Regions from separate parts of the Homo sapiens genome. Here region 2 is linked to region 1. The links are chromatin loops, found by intact Hi-C in ENCODE. Cell type or tissue: B cell. All regions are shown on one strand.

The links. Hi-C counts contacts between places; a loop is a spot of excess contacts. Peaks named below come from ENCODE experiments on the same cell type or tissue, not always from the same donor. Only the 100,000 strongest peaks of a DNase experiment are listed, where the experiment ranks them.
Region 2: it touches region 1 in a loop (26-fold over the local background); 2 of 110 quality-filtered maps call a loop at or near these places.

Annotation. Positions count from the first base shown.
Region 1 is chr19:45,521,170-45,526,169 of GRCh38, forward strand. VASP (vasodilator stimulated phosphoprotein) reads left to right here. Exons shown (of 13, transcript NM_003370.4): 4 at 153-237; 5 at 999-1,048; 6 at 1,171-1,412; 7 at 1,549-1,649; 8 at 2,475-2,526; 9 at 2,672-2,708; 10 at 2,928-2,973; 11 at 3,401-3,491; 12 at 4,777-4,834; 13 at 4,971-5,000. LOC107985315 (a long non-coding RNA gene) reads right to left here and starts at 3,144. Exons shown (of 2, transcript XR_001753959.1): 1 at 3,108-3,144; 2 at 1-74. RefSeq lists an enhancer at 1,374-1,926 and a silencer at 2,582-2,701. In B cell, CTCF peaks have their summits at 2,670 (motif pointing right) and 2,875; a DNase peak (open chromatin) is centred at 2,692; H3K27ac peaks cover 1,019 bases.
Region 2 is chr19:45,796,771-45,801,770 of GRCh38, forward strand. It overlaps RSPH6A (radial spoke head 6 homolog A), which reads right to left. Exons shown (of 6, transcript NM_030785.4): 5 at 3,676-3,793. Among named protein-coding and RNA genes, the nearest start is that of DMWD, 6.4 kb to the left of the region's middle. RefSeq lists an enhancer at 4,115-4,976. In B cell, CTCF peaks have their summits at 2,451 (motif pointing left) and 2,650; a DNase peak (open chromatin) is centred at 2,461; H3K27me3 peaks cover 1,209 bases.

The DNA.
Region 1 (5,000 bases):
GTCCTCCTGGGCCTGGAGCCTCAGGGCCTCTGGAAGGAGGAAGTGAGCGCCTCTGGGCAGGATTCCTGGGAGGCCTGGGAGAGCAAGGGAAGCGCCAAGAGCTGAGCAGAGTTCTGGGACTGATCCATGGCCCTTTCTCTCTCACCTTTCAGGAGGTGGGCCCCCTCCACCCCCAGCACTTCCCACCTGGTCGGTCCCGAACGGCCCCTCCCCGGAGGAGGTGGAGCAGCAGAAAAGGTGGGGCTGGGCCCTGGGTGGGGAACCTTAGCCGCTGCCAGAGTTCCATATGTTCTGGAACCCTTGACTCCTAGAGTTCAGAACCCAGCCAACTTGCAGTTTTCAGAATGTTCAAGAAACTTCTGACACTCAGAGTTGCAGAACCTCCTGGTCCCTGCAGATTCCTGGAAATCAGAATATGGTGGTTGAAAGAATCTTGTGGCTGGGCGTGGTGGCTCACGCCTGTAATCCCAGCACTCTGGGAGGCCGAGGCGGGCAGATCGCCTGAGGTCAGGAGTTTGAGACCAGCCTGGCCAACATGGCGAAATCCCGTCTCTACTGAAGATAACAAAAATTAGCCGGTCATGGTGGCGCCCGTGCCTGTAATCCCAGCTCGGCAGGCCGAGGCAGGAGAATCGCTTGAACCCGGGAGGCAGAGGTTGCAGTGAGCCAAGATCGAGCCACTGCACTCCAGCCTGGGTGACAGAGTCTCAAAAAAAAAAAAAGAAAAGAAAGAATCTTGGGCATTTTGTAATTCGGTGTTCCTGACAGTTTAGTGACTGGGATCTCGCATCCTGATCTCTCCCTGTCGCTGCCCTGCCCTCCATTCCCCCTACTCTCACCCAGCCCCCTTCTTGGTTCCCTAGGGGAGGAAGGCTTGGGTGAGTATTAGGAGCCAGCCACCCTGGAGACCTCTGAGAGAGAGGACGGAGGTCGCTGGCCCCTTCGCTGGCCATCCTTAGGGCCCTGATTGACGGCAGCTCTCTCGCCTCCCCCCACAGGCAGCAGCCCGGCCCGTCGGAGCACATAGAGCGCCGGGTCTCCAATGCAGGTGATGCTCAGATAGCTTCGGGAGTTGGGAGGGGGCCTCCCTGGAGGAAGTGGCCAGCCAGCTGGACAGTGAAGAATGAGGCTTCTCTCTCTCAGCTGCCCCCTTTTCTGTGTTTGTTTCAGGAGGCCCACCTGCTCCCCCCGCTGGGGGTCCACCCCCACCACCAGGACCTCCCCCTCCTCCAGGTCCCCCCCCACCCCCAGGTTTGCCCCCTTCGGGGGTCCCAGCTGCAGCGCACGGAGCAGGGGGAGGACCACCCCCTGCACCCCCTCTCCCGGCAGCACAGGGCCCTGGTGGTGGGGGAGCTGGGGCCCCAGGCCTGGCCGCAGCTATTGCTGGAGCCAAACTCAGGAAAGTCAGCAAGGTGAGGGGCCGGGAGAGGTGGGCAGGGGGCAACAGGGCTTTTATGGGGGATGAGGCCAGGGCTGCCGGCGGTGTCATTGGGCTGGAAGGCCAAAAGGCCTGCCCCTAAAGCTCCTGCCCCTTTTAAATTTCTCCAGCAGGAGGAGGCCTCAGGGGGGCCCACAGCCCCCAAAGCTGAGAGTGGTCGAAGCGGAGGTGGGGGACTCATGGAAGAGATGAACGCCATGCTGGCCCGGAGGTGAGCCTGAGCCTGGACCCCCAAGTCACCTGGAGTTCCAGTTCAGTAGGGCCCAGTCAGAGGAGGGCTCCAATTCCTGTTTAGTTTGTTTCTTTTGGTGAATGTTCCCCCTTTGATAACCAGGTTTGGGATATAATGGTGGGGTTTGTCATGAAATGCCTGAGGCTTGCAACCACCTAGGTAGCCTGTAGATGTTCTAAAACCCAGAATTCTAGAACCGTAGGAGATCCTGCCTCAGAATTCTGGGAACTCAGGTTCCTGCAATCTCAGTGTTCCAACACAGCACCGCTCCACCCTCGGAATCTTACTGTTCCCTAATATAAGAATCATAGAACCTCCTCCACCCTGATTCTAGAACCACAATCTCTTGAATTTTTTTTTTTTTTTTTTTTTTTTTTTTTTGAGATGGAGTCTTGCTCTGTCACCCAGGCTGGAGTGCAGTGGTATGATCTCGGTCCACTGCAACCTCCGCCTCCTGGGTTCAGGCAGTTCTTCTGCCTCAGCCTCCTAAGTAGCCGGGATTACAGGCATGAGTCACCACACCCGGCTAATTTTTGTATTTTTAGTAGACACAGGATTTCACCATGTTGGCCAGGCTGGTCTTGAACTCTTGACCTCAAGAGATCCACCTGCTTCAGCCTCTCAAAGTGTTGGCATTACAGGCCACTGCGCCCAGCACAATCTCTTGAATTTCTAAAACTAGAGTTTCCTTAGGTTTTCGGAGTTCCAGAATTCTATGCGCTAGGATCTACATTTCTAGAACTCCCCTCAGAAGGGGATGGGTTGGGTGACGGAAGCACGTGTTTTTGCTTTTCTCTCCTGCAGAAGGAAAGCCACGCAAGTTGGGGAGAAAACCCCCAAGGATGAATCTGCCAATGTAAGTCAGGGACTCTTCTTGCCCTACATCTCTTAGGCCGTACCATGAGGGTAGGGATAGTGGGATGTGTGGGGTTTGAACCTGAAAGAGGAAATGGGCAGAGGTGTGGCAGGGGCTGGCTCATGGCAGTTTTATTTCCTACCAGCAGGAGGAGCCAGAGGCCAGAGTCCCGGCCCAGAGTGGTGAGTAGAGTGCCCAGTCCAGCCACAGGAACTACAAATCCCAGAATACTCTGTTCTCACATGTTAAGCACCCTTATAGGAGAGTCAGGGCGAATGGTGCTGGGGATTGTAGTCTCCTGAGATGGGGCTTTGATCAGGGGCTGATGAGGTTGGGGGAGTAAGATTGATTGGGGGGCAGTCTTTTGTCCCTGATCTTTCTGATTTCTTGCCTATCCCCAGAATCTGTGCGGAGACCCTGGGAGAAGAACAGCACAACCTTGCCAAGGTAGGCCATCGGTCCTGGGGCCCTTGGGGAGGTAAAGGCGGGCAGATCGCTTGAGCCCAGGAGGTCAAGACCAGCCTGGGCAACATGGCGACACCCCATCTCTACAAAAATTAGCCAGGCGTGGTAGCACTTACCTGTGGTCCCAGCTACTCAGGAGGCTGAGGTGGGAGGATTACTTGAGCCCAGGAAGTTGAGGCCTCAGCGAGCCATCATCATGCCTGCACTCCAGCCTGAGAAATAGAATGTGACTGTCTCAAAACAAAACACAACAAACCAAAACCAAAAAAAAAAAAAACTGGGGCCCCAAAAATACTTGGACTTGCCCAATTTATAAGGCAGAGCTCAATGTGACCCCTGGAATAGGAGGCGGGGAAGCAGGTCCTCTCTCTAATCTCATTGCTGTCCCAAACCACACCAACTCCCCCAGGATGAAGTCGTCTTCTTCGGTGACCACTTCCGAGACCCAACCCTGCACGCCCAGCTCCAGTGATTACTCGGACCTACAGAGGGTGAAACAGGTAACTTGGGGGGGAAGTTGGGGACCACAGCAAGAGAGATCTAGGTCTGGCCCCTGCCACTGGCATGCCGTATGATCCTAGATAACATCTCAGAAACCTCAGGTTTCCAATCTGACAAATGGAGAAACTGGATTGGGTCAAGGATGACCGAGACTCCACACCCCCTTTTCTGGCACCTGTGACAGACATTATTAATCTATCACCGCGCTCATTCCAGATGAGTGCCTTGAATTCTTTCCGCACATTGACCCAGCTGTCCATCACCAATTGGAGTTGGCAGGAGGCTGGAATGCGCTTGCCAACCTTGGTACTGGATGTTCTCCAGTACTTTTCCGGCTCCAAGGATCCAGAATTCTCCCCTAGAATCCTCCAGTCACTCTGCGACCTTGACAGCGATGTCATGGTGTCGATGTAGGGGTAGGTCTCAAACCTACTACCCCTGGCTTTTCCATCAACAAGAAAGAGGGGACTCTGGCAGGGCACGGTGGCTCATGTGTGTAATTTCAGCACATTGCGAGGCTGAGGTGGGAGCATTGCTTGAGGCCAGGAGTTTGAGACCAGCCTGGGGCAACATCGGGAGACCCCCATCTCTAAAAATAACTTTTAAAAGTTACCTGAGAAGGCCAGGTGCGGTGGCTCATGCCTGTAATCCCAGCACTTTGGGAGGCCGAGGTGGGTGGATCACCTGAGGTCAGGGGTTCAAGACCAGCCTGGCCAACATGGTGAAACCCATCGCTACTAAAAATACAAAAATTAGGCTGGGAATGGTGGCTCACAGCCATAATCCCAGCAGTTTGGAAGGCTGATGGGGACGGATCACGTGAAGTCAAAAGTTCGAGACCAGCCTGGCCAACATGGCGAAACCCTGTCTCTACTAAAAATACAAAAATTAGCTGGGCCTTGTGGGGGGCACCTGTAATCCAGTTATTTGGGCGGCTGAGGCAGGAGAATCGCTTGAACCCGGGAGCCAGAGATTGCAGTCAGCCGAGATTGGGCCACTGCACTGCAGTCTGGGTGACAGGGAGACTCTGTTTCAAAAAAAAAAAGAAAAAGAAAAAGTTACCTGATTGTGGCGGCAGGTGACTGTGGTCCCAGCTACTTGGGAGGCTAAGGCAGGAGGATTACCTGAGCCTGGGAAGTTGAGGCTGCAATGAGCTGTGATCATGCCATTGCACCCTAGCCTGGGCAACAGAGCAAGGTTCCTTCTCAAAAAATAAAAGAAGGGGGATTCATTCCTGCAAGTCCCGGTACCCCCTCCTGATTAGTTTTACCCCATTAATTTTAGGAGCTTCTGGAAGAGGTGAAGAAGGAATTGCAGAAAGTGAAAGAGGAAATCATTGAAGGTGAGGTGGTTTGCTTTGGTTTTGTTCTTAAACATTTACTTATTTTGGAGGCATCATGTCCCTGGGCAAGAGCCCTGTTTTGGAAGGGAGGAGGCAGAGACTCTGCCCCTGACCTCTGCTCCTTGTTTCCTTCCAGCCTTCGTCCAGGAGCTGAGGAAGCGGGGTT
Region 2 (5,000 bases), 280 kb after region 1:
CCAAAGTGCTGGGATCACAGGCATGAGCCACCATGCCTGGCCTAATTTTTGTATTTTTAGTAGAGAGGGGGTTTCATCATGTTGGCCAGGCTGGTCTTGAACTCCTGACATCAAGTGATCTGCCGCCTCCACCTCCCAAAGTTTAAAAATTAGCCAGTTGCAGTAGCACGTACCTGTGGTTCCAGCTACTGGGGAGGCTGAGGGGGGAGGATTGCCGGAGCCCAGGAGTTTGAGGCTGCAGTAAGTTGTGATCATGCCACTGCACTCCAGCCTGAGTGACAGAGTGAGAACGTATCTCAAAATAAATCAAGAAATAAGTAACTAGGCTGGACGCAGTGGCTCACGCCTGCAATCCCAGCACTTTGGGAGGCCGAGGCGGGCGGATCACAAGGTCAGGAGATCGAGACCAGCCTAGCTAACACGGTGAAACCCCGTCTCTACTAAAAATACAAAAACAAAATCAGTGGGGCGTGGTGGCAGGCGCCTGTAGTCCCAGCTGCTGGGGAGGCTGAGGCAGGAGAATGGCGTGAACCCTGGGAGGCGGAGCTTGCAGTGAGCCAAGATCGCGCCACTGCACTCCAGCCTGGGTGACAGAGTGAGACTCTGTCTCAAAAAAAAAAAAAAGAAATAAGTAACTAAAAATAACAAAAAAAATTAAATTATATATGTGGCTCATATTTTATTTATGTGAGACATAATTTTATGTTGGATATCAATTTATTTATATTGTGACACTTTATTTATGTCCAACATATCATGTGGGACATAAATAAAATTGTCTAGGTGCTGGGGACACAGCAGTAAACAAACTAGACAAAACTCCCTGCCAGGTGCGGTGGTTCAGGCCTGTAATCCCAGCACTTTAGGAGGCCGAGGTAGGAGGATCAACTGAGGTCAGGGGCTCGAGACCACCCTGGTGAAACCACATCTCTACAAAAAATACAAAAATTAGCTGGGCGTGGTAGTGGGCGCCTGTAGTCCCAGCTACTCAGGAGGCTGGGGCATAAGAATCACTTGAACCCAAGAGGTGAAGGTTGCAGTGAGCTGAGATCACACCACTGTACTCCAGCCTGGGCGACACAGCGAGACTCCATTTCAAAAAATAAAAAAAAAATCCCTGGGTTGTGCCTACATTCTGCTAAGAGGAGACTGATAATGAACAAGGAGGTAAGTGCCCAGGCATAACCCAGCGAATTCAGCCTTTCTGCAGAATTTTAACTAGAGAAGGAAGAGGAATAGATGGGAGGAAAGGGAGGGGACTAAGAGGTAGGGAGAGAGGGAGACAGAGACTGATAAAGAGGCAGAGAGAGCCAAGCATGGTGGCCCACGCCTGTAATCCCTGCACTTTGAGAGGCTGAGGTGGGTGGATCACCTGGTCAGGAGTTCGAGACCAGCCTGGCCAACATGGTGAAACCCCATCTCTACTAAAAATACAAAAATTAGCTGGGCACGGTAGTGCATGCCTGTAATCCCAGCTACTAGGGGGGCTGAGGCAGGAGGACGGCTTGAACCTGGGAGGCGGAGGATGCAGTGAGTTGAGATCGCACCACTAAACTCCAGCCTAGGCAACAAAATAAGACTCCATCTCAAAAAAAAAGAAAAAAGAAAAAATTTAAAAATGAGGCCAGGCACAGTGGCTCACGTCTGTAATCCTAGTATGTTGGGAGGCTGAGGTGGGAGGATTGCTTGAGGCCAGGAGGTGGAGGCTGCAGTGAACCGTGATCACGCCACTGCACTCCAGCCTGGGTGACAGAGAGAGACCCTATCTCAAAAAAAAAAAAAAAAAGGCCAGGCGCGGTGGCTCACGCCTGTAATCCCAGCCCTTTGGGAGGCCGAGGTGGGCGGATCATGAGGTCAGGAGATTGAGACCATCCTGGCTAACACGGTGAAACCCCGTCTTTACTAAAAATACAAAAAAATTAGCTGGGCATGGTGGCGAGCACCTGTAGTCCCAGCTACTTGGGAAGCTGAGGCAGGAGAATGGCATGAACCCGGGAGGCGGAGGTTGCAGTGAGCCGAGATCGCGCCACTGCACTCCAGCCTGGGCAACAGAGCGAGACTCTATCTCAAAAAAAAAAAAAAGAAAGAAAAGAAAAACAAAAACAATGGAACAATGGGTGGACACAGATTGGGTGGGGGACAGAAGAGCGTTGGGTGGGTGGGGGCAGAGGATGGATGGACAAGTGGAGCCTCAAGTTTGTATCATTTGCTTTCAGAGGAATGTTGGCATATCAGGGTATAGCCTGAAGAAGGGAGTTGGCAAAAGCAAACGTGCCTCTTCCCAGCTTCCAGAGAAGGAAAAAATAAATGCCAGGAATGTGTTAAAGTATCCAGATTACATGCAATCCCACCACGGCTGTGATTCATACAGGAGCGAATACAGTCCCAGTTCACATTGAGATTAAAAACGAAATTCTAGGAAAAATCATCATGCCATCTGGTGGACAAAGCTGGTAGGTGCGCCCACCTCCAGCGGCAAACCCCCTGTCACGCAGCAGGGCAGAGGGCTGCCAGGTGCCTGCGGGGGAAGGCTGAAGGACTGTGGGGAGTGTGTAGCTGGGTGGGAGGATGTAGGAGTGACTTTGGCTTGCCATTCTTGTTTGTTTTTTGAGACAAGGTCTTGCTCTGTTGCCCAGACTGGAGTGCAGTGGTGCAATCACAGCTCACTGCAACCTCGATCTCCTGGGCTCAAGCAATCCTTCTGCCTCAGCCCCCTAAGTAGCTGGGACTCTGTAGTCCGTGCCATCATGCCGGGCTGATTTTAAAAATTTTTTTAATTTTTTTTTTTGTACAGATAGTGTCTTACTGTGTTCCTCTCGCTGGTCTCAAGCTCCTGGGCTCAAGCAATCCTCCCACCTTGGCAACCCAGAGTGCTGGGATTACAGGCATGAGCCAGTGCACCTGGCCCAAGCTTGCCATTCTTTTTGGAACAACTGGTGGTGGGAGGGAAGGTTTCTGCCCCATAGAGAGAAAAGCCTTCCAACTGGAAGAACAGGCCGGGTGCGGTGGCTCATGCCTGTAATCCTAGCACTTTGGGAGGCCAAGGCGGGCAGATCACTCGAGGTCAGGAGTCTGAGACCAGCCTGGCCAACATGGTGAAATCTTGTCTCCACTAAAAATACAAAAATTAGCCAGGCATGGTGGCATGCATCTGTAGTCCCAGCTACTAGGGAGGCTGAGGGAGGAGAATCACTTGAACCTGGGAGGCGGAAGTTTCAGTGAGCTGAGATCGCACTACTGCACTGTTGCCCAGCCTGGGTGACAGAGCGAGACTCCATCTCAAACAAAACAAAACAAAACCACAAACAAGAAGAACTGTCCAGGGGACCCCAGGGACGGAGTTAGCTCCTCCAGAGAGGGATTCTGCTGCTGTCATCAGGGGGCTGGAGATCCAGGTTCGTATCCTGCAAGTGCTGTGTGACCATAGCCAGTCCCTCCCACTCTCTTATTCTCCTTGCTCTCATCATGACTCATCACCAAGACCCATCCTAGTGGGCTGGTATTTCCCACTTTAGCCCTGGTGAAACTCCTAGGAGCTATGAGGGCATTAGTCCTTGGGGCTTCCTGAAGGGGGCCCTCCCCATCTCTGCCCACCCTGGCGAGTTGCCCAGCCCAACCAGGCTTGAAGAAGTCCTGAGAGATTCTCCTGCTGGGAGGGGCTGGGGGAAGACCTACTTGCCACTGGCATAGGCATAGGCCCCGGGCCAGAGGTTGGAGCGCACAACGGCCACTGAGTACTGCGGGCAGAGGCTGCAGGACAGGCGGGTGGTCCAGGGTGCCAGGTGCATGATTTCTGTGGTGGAGAGGCAGCAGAGGGGGGCAGCAGGGTCAGGGAGGCCCCCAGGCCCTGCACTGCACCCTGAAGGAAGGAAGGCAGCAGTGAGGGAGGCCTGGAGGGGCATGAGGGGAACTATAGCCACCAACAGCTCGGGCTGCGGTGTTTGAACCCTCGCTGCAGACCACACACACACACACACACACACACACACACACACACACACACACTCTCTCTCTCTCTCTCGCTCTCTTTTTTTTTTTTTTGGAGACAGAGTCTCGTCGCTTTGTCACTCAGGCTGCAGTGCAGTGGTGTGAGCTCGACTCACTGCAACCTCTGCCTCCCAGGTTCAAACGACTCTCCTTCCTCAACCTCCCGAGTAGCTGGGATTACAGGCATGCACCACCACGCCCGGCTAATTTTTGTATTTTTAGTAGAGACAGGGTTTCACCATGTTGGCCAAGCTGGTCTCGAACTCCTGACCTCAGGTGATCCACCCGCCTCAGCCCCCCAAAGTGCTGGGATTACAGGCGTGAGCCACCTCGCCTGGCCTGGACCACTCTTTCTCTATGTGGCCCCAGGAAGCCAGTTCACCTGTCTGAGCCTCAGTGGCTGCACCCAGGAAATGGGGAGACTCATCTGGCCTTTGTTGCAGGGTGGCAGTGAAGCCTGGTGACAAGGTCTGCAGCACACCTGCTGCAGTGCCTGGCGCCCAGCAGGGCCTCCAGACTGGGAAGCCACTGTGATTCCACTCCCGAGTTGGTCATCGGTTTGGACCAGGGTGCAGAGGGAAGGGCACAGGCTGGCAGGATCTGGCTTCAAATCCAGGACCTGTCCCCTGGCCCACTCCTAGCCTCTCTCTCCACTTCCCTCCGGGTGCCTGAGGCCCCAACCTTAAAAAATTCCTGTCCATTCATCCAAAATCCAGCTCCAGGTTGGGCACAGTGGCTCCTGCCTGTAATCCCAGCACTTTGGGAGGCCGAGTAAGGTGGATCACTTGAGGCCAGGAGTTCGAGATCAGCCTGGCCAACATGGTGAAACCCCATCTCCACTAAAAATACAAAAGTTATCTGGGCGTGGTGGCACACGCCTGCAATCCAGCTACTCAGGAGGCTGAGACGGGAGAATTGCAGGAACCCGAGAGGTTGAGGTTGCAGTGAGCCAAGATTGCACCACTACACCCTAGCCTGGGTGACAGAGCTGGACTCCATCTCAAAACAACAAC